2 separate regions of the Mus musculus genome follow, and region 2 is linked to region 1. Evidence: chromatin loops called from intact Hi-C (ENCODE). Cell type or tissue: left cerebral cortex. All regions are shown on one strand.

Region 1 (5,000 bases):
GTGCGCCACCACTGCCCTGCATGGCACCTCTTTATACCAGGAAGGATCTTATATTTGAAGGGGTGTGGTATCAGATTTGCCATCCGGCTGGGACATTTCCCTGACTGATGTCTGAGGAGCTACCCTGACCTCGTCTAAGCCTAGATCCTAGGGCAGATCCAGGAGGAACATGTCCATGACAGGTCCTAGGTGCTGGCGGTCCCAGGAGCTCCCTCTGCCTCTCAGAGCCCACTTCTCCCCCTTGGCCACAAGGAGAGGATACATTCAGCTCTTGGCCACAAAGACCCTATGTCCTACCTGGTGTCGCTTAGTGGGGAGGTGTGAAGGCAAACACTAAGCCCACTGCACAGTCCAGAGCCCAATAGACTGAGGCCTGCTTTATTCATGGCCCTGCCCTTGGAGGGTGGTGCATCAGGAAGTGAAGATGTACTTGGCAGAGATCCTGGACAGAGCCGGCCAATATTCTGAACCAAGGGGGCCATTCTCATGGACACAGCCTGAATGTGTCACATGGGATAGTACCCATTGTCTCTCACCCATTCCTGGTCCCCATTCTTCCTGCAGGGGCAGCATGGATGCTCTTAGCAAAGTGGACTAACTCCAGAGACCTTTGGTCTTTAAAAGCCCCAACTCCTTACTTTTGAAGAAGGAAAACGGAGTCCCTGCAGAACTGGGCACTGCTGGGTACCAGTGCAGGAAATGTGAGCCCGGAGGAGGAGGGGTGAGGGGAGGCACGGGAGCTCTGGTAACCAGAAAGTCCTAAATCTGGGATTTCGGGTGGTATCAGGGGCAGCAGTGAGAATTAAGCTTTAGGAGACCCAAACTCATGTGCTGGAATCTAAAATTAGGGGGTGAGTCCGGAGCAGACAGAGGGGAGTGGACTGCACTGAGGGGGAGCATGAATCCCACACATGTCTCTTCCACAGGATTGCTGTTACTGCTTTTAGATGTAAGGTCTCATTAGCTCACATAGTCTCTGCTGGCCTGGACCTCACTGTGTAGCCAAGGCTGTCTTTGAGCTACTAGTCCCTAAACCTTCACATCCCAAGTGCTGGGAAACCAGCAGAAGCCACTATGCCTGGCGAGTGTTGCAATTATTTCTTAAGGACTCTGTCAGGCTGAATTTTAAGGTCAATTTTGAACTCAGAAATGGATAGACCCTTCCAGGATTCTCTGAACTCTGTGAACTGGGAAGGGATTCTATTACTGGAGGAAAGCAAGTAAGACTCCAGGCAAGCCAAAGTAGCACTTGCTCTCCTCATAGCAGAGAGGGAGGTGCCGGGTTTCCAGGCAGAGGCAACTGCATGGGCAGAGGCCCAGAGGAAGGTAATGGCTTGCATTGTGTGCTGAATTGGTTGACGCTGGGCCCTGGAAAACAAGATGACTAGGGGATAGGCTGGCTCCAGACCACAAAATGGTAGGTCAGAGGATTTGGACTGGGTCCCAAGAACAATCGGATTCAAGCTAGAAAATAAGCCAACGCAGATTCGGTCCCCTGAAGAAGGATGCAGGCGGAGAAAAGCCGGGTGGCTGCAGGGAGGTGAAGGGATGCTGCCTGGGGAGGCTTGGATGAGGGTCTTGCCAGTGAAGCAGGCACCAGTGTGGGTAGAGCAGTGGTCCTCAACCTTCCAACTGCTGTGACCCTTTAATGCAGTTCCCTGTGTTGTGGTGATCCCCAATATAAAATTATTCTTGTCGCTACTTCATAACTGTAATTTTATTATCGTTAGGAATCTATGCAGGATATCTGATGTGGGACCCCTGTGAAAGGGGTCCTTGTGGGTTATTCAAACCCCAAAGGTGTCATAACCCACAGGCTGAGAACTGCTAGAGTAGAGGCTAGACTCTTTTGGAGGTCTCAGGGGGCAGAGAGAAGACATGGCAGAAGAGGAGTGTCCCCTTTCACTGGGTGGTGGGTTTCCTGTTCAGCCTGGGGCTACGGTTAGAGCACTTCTCAAGGCTGCCCCATGCCCAGTGCGAAACCCATTTGACAACTGGCCGAATTGACTGGATGAGTGAAGGTGACTACTGCCATCCTCTGTGACATCATCAGTGCACCTGGAGGATGAGAAGGGTCCCATCCCTCAGTTAATGATGGGGGAGGGGCGAGGTATCAACATCTCCGTGTTACCCACAAGGAAACTGGCTTACGGAGCCAAGAGCATCGCTGGAGGTTACATATCAACACGGTGGTGGGGCAGCATTCGGAGGCGTTCTTCACTCCTTCCGTGGATGTCTGGCACTACTCAAAACAGACAGGGAGACTTGTCCTTATGGCGATGTGTCTGGGTCCGGGGTTGGGGCGGAGTCCAGAAGAACAATGGAAAAGCAGTTCAGGAAAATTCATAAAAATGGCCTTATGACCACCAGAGGGCAATGTAACCCCATGGCTTGATTTCCACCCTCTTGGGGATTCAAAAAGACAATAGGCCAGGTGGCCAGGAATACAAAGTGCAGCAGCTGTTCCGGAAGACAGGGCTAGAGCTGCTGGAGCTGTTTGTTTGTGTTCACAGCACTCACCAGGCAGAGCCGGAGGATTGCCAGTTCGAGGCCAGTCAGGTCTATATAGTTAAGCCTGGACTGCAGACTGGAACCCTCTTTCAGAGGAGAAGAAAGCCAGGGCTGGGCCTAGTGCCTCAAGTCTATAATCCTAGTACCTGAGAAACTGAGGCAGGAGAATCACATTTTGGAGGCCAAAACGGGCTGCATAGACCTTGTCTCAAAAAAGTAAGAACAAAACAAAGAGACTTCACTCAGGAAGGAGTAGAAAGCTAGGGGAATCCTTCCACCGACTTGCCAGCCCAGTCTTGTCATCAGATATTCACCCCAATGTCGAAGGTAACCTAGTGCTGTGCTAAGCCCAGCTTGGGTGGCAACCTCATTCACACACAGGCCCATCTGCTCTCCTACTCACCTACCTACACTGCCATCTAGTGAACCCTGTCCCACCGTTCAACCTAGTCACCAACAGAAGCTAAGTTAGGCCAGAGCAGGGAGGTGTTCCTTCAAGGACAGCAAGAGCTCAAACTGAAGCTGAGAGAGATTGCTTCCATGCCCAGGAGTCCCGTGCCAAGGCCACGGAAGGGAGGAGGCATTTAAAGCCATCAGGACCTCTTAGCAAGCCAGAACATTTCTGGAAACCATCTTGCGTTTAAAAAAAGATCTCTCTGTTGTGTTGATGGAGCAGACACACATTATTTATCACTTGCTCTGGAAGGAGGTAAACATCTCCAACTGCTGCTGCATCCCCTGGCTTTGTTCCTGTGGTGTCCCGAGTGATCGATCATTGTAGACAGCTCCCAATATTTCAGCTCTGAAGCCTTGGGTAACTCAGTTCTGTGAGGCCAGATTCTGAACTACAGAAAAATCTCATCACTGGATCATTGGTAAATTTGCACCCACCCCTGCGCATAGCAGGCTTCTTCTGATGGTGAGGGCAGTCTTTAACATGTTCCAGTCGGTGGAAACTGGCAGAGCCCTTAAAGGAACCATCGGGTGAGGGGATCATCCTGATGTAGCTCTAGTGTGGTGGGCCCTGGGCAGCCTCTTTCTCTAGTGCTTCAGTTAAAAGATTCAGGAGTCCTACAGAGCAGCCCCAGACCCAGCATGGTAGAGTTTCAAGAGGCTGAGGCCAAAGGATCAATGCTGGCCTGGATTATAGAAAGAGCCAGTCCTAAGAAAACAAGAGCTGGAATGTAGCTCAGTGGCAGAGTACATCCCGAGGGACATACACACATACGATGTACATACATACGTACATACACACACACAGTGGACATACAGATGTGTATACACATGGTGAACATACATATGGGCAGACAAAACATCCGTACACATAGAATATAATAATTAAAAACAAAGCAATCAACAACAACAGCAAAAACCCCAGTGTTTTGCTTTGTGGGTATGTATATAAACCTTGCATGCCTGGTGCCTGTGGAGGTCAGAGGTCAGATGCCCTGGAGCTGAAACTACAGACTGTGGTAAGGAACCATGTGGGTGCTGGGAACTGAACCCAGGTCCTCTGGAAGAGCACCCAATGCTCCTAACTTGGGAGCCATTGCTCCAGCCCCTCAAGCTGGATCCTTGACTATAACACGGAAATGGATTTCATGGCAAGCCAGAATGAAGTTATGTTATCAGATTTATTAAGATAAGGGTAAGGGAAAGTTTGATGGTGCATATCTTTAGCCCCTGCACTCAGGAGACAGAGGCAGGGGGAATCTGTTAGTGTGAGGCAAGCCGGGACTACATAGTAAGACCTTGTCTCAAAAAAAAAGATAAGAAATATTATGCATTCTGTGTTTAAATCTGAGCTTTGAGAGGAAGAGGGAGAGAACAGAGAGACAACAACTCAGAGACAAAGAGACTGAGAGATTTAAAGGAGAACACTATACACTTAAGTCTTGAGACCCAGAGAGCTTTTCACTTTGGTGTCTTTACAGATAGGGTTTTGTGATTTTTTTTTCCAAGTTATAATTATTCAAAGGTTGTCATTTCAAAAAAGAATCACAACTTCCCACCATATGTGTTCCAGGGTTAAATGCAGATTATCAGGCTTGGTGGCGGTGCCCTTAGCAGTGGAATGATTTTATGTCTCTAGCTTGGTTTTTTGTTTGTTTGTTCTGTGTTATTTTGAGACAAAGTCTCACTGTATAGCCCTGGCTGACCCGAAACCCACTACGTAGAGCAAGCCTGCCTCAGACTCAGAGTGACTTGCTTGGTTCTGCCTCTCGAGTGCAGGAATTAAAGGCATGCCCCACCACCACTGTGCCACCCGGCTGGCTTGTTGCTTTTAGCAACCTCACTGGAAACCTCTGTAGGAAGACAGATGTCACCGCTGTGGCTAGTTTTACCCCAGACTCAGGGCCTCTATTCCCTCCTAGTCCCTGTAATTTTCATCTTTCTGTTTTTGCTTCATTGTATACAATGCTGATGATTGAATTAAGCTCTGCACACATCGATTTACATGGTTACTGATTTCTTCTGTCTGACTCCAA
Region 2 (5,000 bases), 160 kb after region 1:
GCAGATGGAGGAAGGAGGGATGCCGAGCCAGGACTGCACTTCCCGAGGCCCCTAGGGGAGAGGAAGGAAACTCTGGTCCCAGTAGTAATTAGGTTCCCTCCCGGCGCCATTCCAGAACATCTGGTATCTGCACCTGGTCTTCCTAAGGTGTCAAGAGTAGGCACAGCTTGGTTCACGTCTTCCTGGCCTGTCCAGTATGTCCTCTGTCCACACCCGGACCTCCCCGCGGGCCTTCACTATGCCCTTTATGGAAGCTCAGGTGGGATGGGCTCGCCCCTCCCGCAGGAAAATGGGGAGTATCCAGGTTTGTAAGGAGCCTGATGGGTATGTGTTGAGACTCCCTTCTCTAGCAGGCGACCTGACAGAGACCTGCAGCCTAGCGGCTACCACCCGTGATCTACTGGCTCTGCCACTGAGCAAGCGAGTGCCCTTTCAGCACCTGGGCGCGAGGACAGCTCCCGGCCCCGCCTGCACGGGCGGCCTTGAAGCCACTGATTGGCTGAAGCCGCTTTCGCGAACCCGCGTCTTGCTCTGTGCTGGCTCTGGCGTAGCCAAGCCAGGGGAAAGGGGAGTCACAGGCCGACCTCTCCAGGGACCCGCAGGCCCACGGCCGGACTCGCAGTTCCAGAGCACCGGCCTCACGAGCGGGTCAGGGCTCTCGCCCCGCCCCCGAGTCTGCCCTGCCCTTCTTTTCGCATTGCGGGGCGGCTAGAGGTTGGCACTGTGTCCCTGTACCCCACGTGGCGCTCGGTCAGGGCTGGGGGAGGGGGTCTGGAGCGGCAAATCCAGAGAGAAGTCTCCCCCCACCCCCCTTGCAGGGCTGGGCTGCGGCTGCCTCTGGGAGGGGTCCTGGGTAGCTAAACAGAGAGGGTTGCGGGAAGGAGTGACGTCAGGGTGAGTGGGCGCCCAAGAAGGGGTGTGTAGGAGGTCGGGAATCGGAGAGGACAGACCCGACCCTTTCGAGGGAGAAGACAGGTCAAGGAGAGAGGAAAGAGAAAGAGCCGCTATAGAGTGGGGCTGCGGGCCAGGTGGAGTAGGAACCGCTGTTGTCAGGGGAAGCTAGAAGAAAAAGAAGGGGTCGATAAGGAAAGGGGGGCTGGAGTGGAGGGAGGAGAAACCAGCTGAGACTGGGAGACTGAGGGTGGAGAGAGGAAAGGAAGAGGAGACTGCGGGAAGGGGAAAGGAGAGAGGAACCACAGAAGGAAGAGAGAACAAGAGTGATCTCCGAGTGGAGACAAATAGAAAAGGAAGGGGAGAAAGAAAGAGGGAAGTGAGGGGAAGGTTTGTTGGGGGGCCTGTAGGAGGAGTGAACAGGAGTGGGGATGTGGAAGGGAGGGAATCAGGAAGCAGTCATCGAGGGGTCAGGTGGAGAACTGGGGGTACCAGGGAGCTGGGGTCTGCAAGATGCAGCTTGCCACTTAGCCAGGGCCTCTTTGCCTATCATGTTTCCATGGCCACTGCCTCTAGGCTCCTCAGCCCTTACTATGCTCCTCGGAGCCCTCACTTCTCTGTTCCTTTGGTATTGCTACCGACTGGGTTCCCAAGACATGCAGGCCCTGGGGACCGGGAGCCGAGCTGGGGGTGTTAGTGGTATGCCTGATGTATGTTCTCAGACTGGCCCAAGGGGCCTTGGGGATTCTGGAGAAGGACCCAGGGCAGAAGGTCTAGTGAGCAGGCGGCTTCGGGCCTATGCCAGGCGTTACTCCTGGGCTGGGATGGGTAGGGTGAGGCGGGCAGCTCAGGGAGGCTCTGGCCTCACAGGAGGGGCAGGGGTCATGGGCATTCAGCGCCCTGGCTTACTTTTTCTACCAGACCTGCCTTCGTCCCCCTTTGTACCACGTGATGCCCAGAGGCATGACGTGGAGCTCCTACAGAGCAGCTTTCCCGCCATTTTGCGGGACTTCGGGGCTGTGAGCTGGGACTTCTCAGGAACTACTCCTCTGCCTCGGGGCTGGTCCCCACCCCTGGCCCCTGGGTGCTACCAGCTCCTGCTGTACCAAGCAGGCCGATGCCAACCCAGCAACTGCCGGCGGTGCCCAGGAGCCTATCGGGCACTGAGGGGGCTACGGAGCTTCATGAGTGCCAATACCTTCGGCAATGCTGGCTTTTCCGTTCTACTGCCTGGGGCCCGGCTTGAGGGCCGCTGTGGACCCACCAATGCTCGGGTTAGATGCCATCTGGGTGAGTATAGCCTGTCTACAAACCTTCCATCTTTCCTACTTTACTACCTCTTTCTGCACTTTGGTTCTTTTCTCAGAATCTTCCCCAACCAGATCTGAGTTCTGTTTTTATGCATCTATCCAGTCAGTGGTGGCTTACACAGTGTCCCACGCTGACTCTTTGTCTCCAACCACCAGCCACCCTCCCCCCTTTTAACTTAAAAGAAATTCTCACTGAAATGTAAGTGGTCAGTGTTACTTGCCCTGAAGAGGAAATACCCAGAAAATGAATTTTAAATTGTAAAAAGAGACTGCTTGGAGCAGGGCATGGTCTTGCATGCCTGTAATCTCAGCACCTGGGAGACTGAGGCGAGGATCACAAGTCTGAGGCAAGCCTGGGTCTTATTTCTCTTTTATTTAGTCTAGGGAGTATAGTGAGATAATCTACATCTCACTATGTAGTACTGGCCTGGAATCTAAATACAGGCCAGTTGGCCTCAAACTCACTAAGATCTGCCTCCCACTACCTCCTGAGTTCTGGGATCAAAGGTGTGAGCAGTAGGTAGCCTACTTTATTTAGGCTTCTTCGCTGATAAGTAGCAATGTTAGTGGGGTGTTCAATAGCACCAACCTGGCATTTTCTGTTTTCAGACACACCAGAAGAGGGCGTCGGATCTCACTACAGATAATTGTGAGCCACCGTGTGGTTGCTGGGAATTGAACTCAGGACCTCTGGAAAAGCAAGCAGTGCTCTTAGCCGCTGAGCCATCTCCCTAGCCCCCTGAGATTTTCTAATGTTCTAAAGATTGAAAGAAAATTGGGAAAGTAAATATTATGACTTCAGCTTAGCATAAATCTCTGTGTACTGCCAGCTGGGTGGATCTTATGATTTGGGGCATACTACTTTTCCTACCAGACCTGCCTTCACCCCTCTGTGCCATGTGACACCCAGAGGCATGACGTGGAGTTCCTACAGAACAGTTTCCCTGCCAGTTTACAGGACTTGGGGCTTCTCAGGGACCACCCCTCTGCCTCAGGGCTCATCCCAACCCCTGGTCCCTGGGTGAGGGCTTTTTGGCTGCTCCCTGGAGATACCATGCACATGTTGGACTTTTAACCTTCATAAGGTTGGGAACACTACCCAGTCTTAAGGACGACTTTCCGGAATGTCTTACTTACGTCAGAGTCGGCTGTTTTCTCAGCACACTCGACTAAGGTCCTGGGGTCAGACTGGATCCATTAGTTTTGCCTCATGGGAGAGGTGCCCAGTACACAGTAGATTCTGGAACTGAATTGACAGAAAGTCCAGGAGGAGATGGTTTAGGGGAGATTTCTTCCAAATGACAGATATGCTTCCCAAAGCAGGACTTCCACAGAATCTGGCCTGTGAGGCCCATTGAGTGGGCAGGCCCCCTGAACACAGGCAGGAATGGTGGATTCCATTCCCATTCTCTCTTCACAGGCCTGAAGATCCCTCCTGGTTGTGAGTTGGTTGTTGGTGGTGAGCCCCAGTGCTGGGCTGAAGGGCACTGCCTCCTGGTGGACGACTCCTTCCTGCACACAGTGGCTCATAATGGTAATAGGACTCACATTCTGGTGGGTCAGGGGACCAAAGACCTGGAGGGATTCCAGCCAATCTGCTCTCAGCAGCACTGTTTTGGGACTGCACAGCCTTGGGCGAGCCACAGCTCCTCCAATCACCTGTGGGGCATCTGCCTTCTTTACCGGGTGACTGTGCATATGGGCTAGGCCCATAAGCTAGACTATCTGCACCCCTATCCTCTTGCTGTGAAACCTTAGGCATTTATTTAATCATATCATGCCTGTCAGCTGGTATAAAATGTACCCGTTTTGGGCACACAGAGCTACCACTGTAAATGCCAGGTATGGTGAAACTCAGGAGGCTGAGCCAGGAGGATGGTGAGTTTAAGGGCCGGGCTACAGGATGAAACCGTGGCTTAATGAACAAATATGCACCACTGGTGAGGGCCTGGTGCTGACTTTGCTTTCCTCAGTCTATACTATGAATCCTAGCACATGAGTTCTGGTATCAGCTGCTGTCTCCATCCCTGTGTGCCCTAGGATCCCCTGAAGATGGGCCTCGAGTGGTCTTCATTGTGGACCTCTGGCATCCTAATGTGGCTGGGGCAGAACGCCAAGCTCTCGACTTTGTCTTCGCTCCAGACCCTTGAGAGACGCTTCTGGCACCTGAGCTGAGTGATGCTGCACTCACGGACAGCCTGAGTGGTGGTCAGGACCTCTTCTCCACCTCCTCAGCCAGCATTGAATACAAATTCTCAATCCTCTCCTAAGTCCTGATTCTTTCCTTCCCAGTTACCAATCCCAGGCCAGGGCTTGGGACAAGGGGCTCATGTTTCTACCACAAAACAGCCAGGCATAAGCATCTCTCTCTTTTTTTTTTTTTTTTTTTTTTTTCCGAGACAGGGTTTCTCTGTATAGCCCTGGCTGTCCTGAAGCTCATTCTGTAGACTAGGCTGGCCTCGAACTCAGAAATCCTCCTGCCTCTGCCTCCCAAGTGCTGGGATTAAAGGCATGTGCCATCACTGCCCAGCACATCTTTTTTGTTTTTTGTTTTTGTTTTTTTCCGTAGCATCTTCTTAACATAAGCGTCTCAGCATCCCTCACCCGAGAGTCAGCAGCAGACCTTCAGCTCAACTTTATTCCAATAATTTAATAGAAAATTAAAATAATAAATAATATGAAACAGATCACGATAGCAGAGCTGGCACAGGTCCAGGCCAGCCTAGTACAAAGTTAGGGAGGTGGCGGATGGTGGGGCAGGAGGGGCAAAGTACTCTGTTGCAATGGCGGAAAGCAGCT

Evidence for each region. Hi-C counts contacts between places; a loop is a spot of excess contacts. Peaks named below come from ENCODE experiments on the same cell type or tissue, not always from the same donor. Only the 100,000 strongest peaks of a DNase experiment are listed, where the experiment ranks them.
Region 2: it touches region 1 in a loop (6-fold over the local background); 12 of 42 quality-filtered maps call a loop at or near these places.

The regions. Positions count from the first base shown.
Region 1 is chr7:127,102,124-127,107,123 of GRCm38, reverse strand. No RefSeq gene overlaps it. Among named protein-coding and RNA genes, the nearest start is that of AI467606, 13 kb to the right of the region's middle. In left cerebral cortex, a CTCF peak has its summit at 2,368 (motif pointing right); a DNase peak (open chromatin) is centred at 2,369; H3K4me3 peaks cover 346 bases.
Region 2 is chr7:126,945,452-126,950,451 of GRCm38, reverse strand. Kctd13 (potassium channel tetramerisation domain containing 13) reads right to left here. Exons shown (of 6, transcript NM_172747.2): 6 at 4,843-5,000. Asphd1 (aspartate beta-hydroxylase domain containing 1) reads left to right here and starts at 1,293. Exons shown (of 3, transcript NM_001347657.2): 1 at 1,293-2,181; 2 at 3,622-3,735; 3 at 4,242-4,465. The coding sequence starts at 1,323. The coding sequence ends at 4,351. In left cerebral cortex, CTCF peaks have their summits at 2,803 (motif pointing right) and 3,697 (motif pointing left); DNase peaks (open chromatin) are centred at 415, 837, 1,551, 3,711 and 1 more place; H3K4me3 peaks cover 2,277 bases; H3K27ac peaks cover 2,463 bases.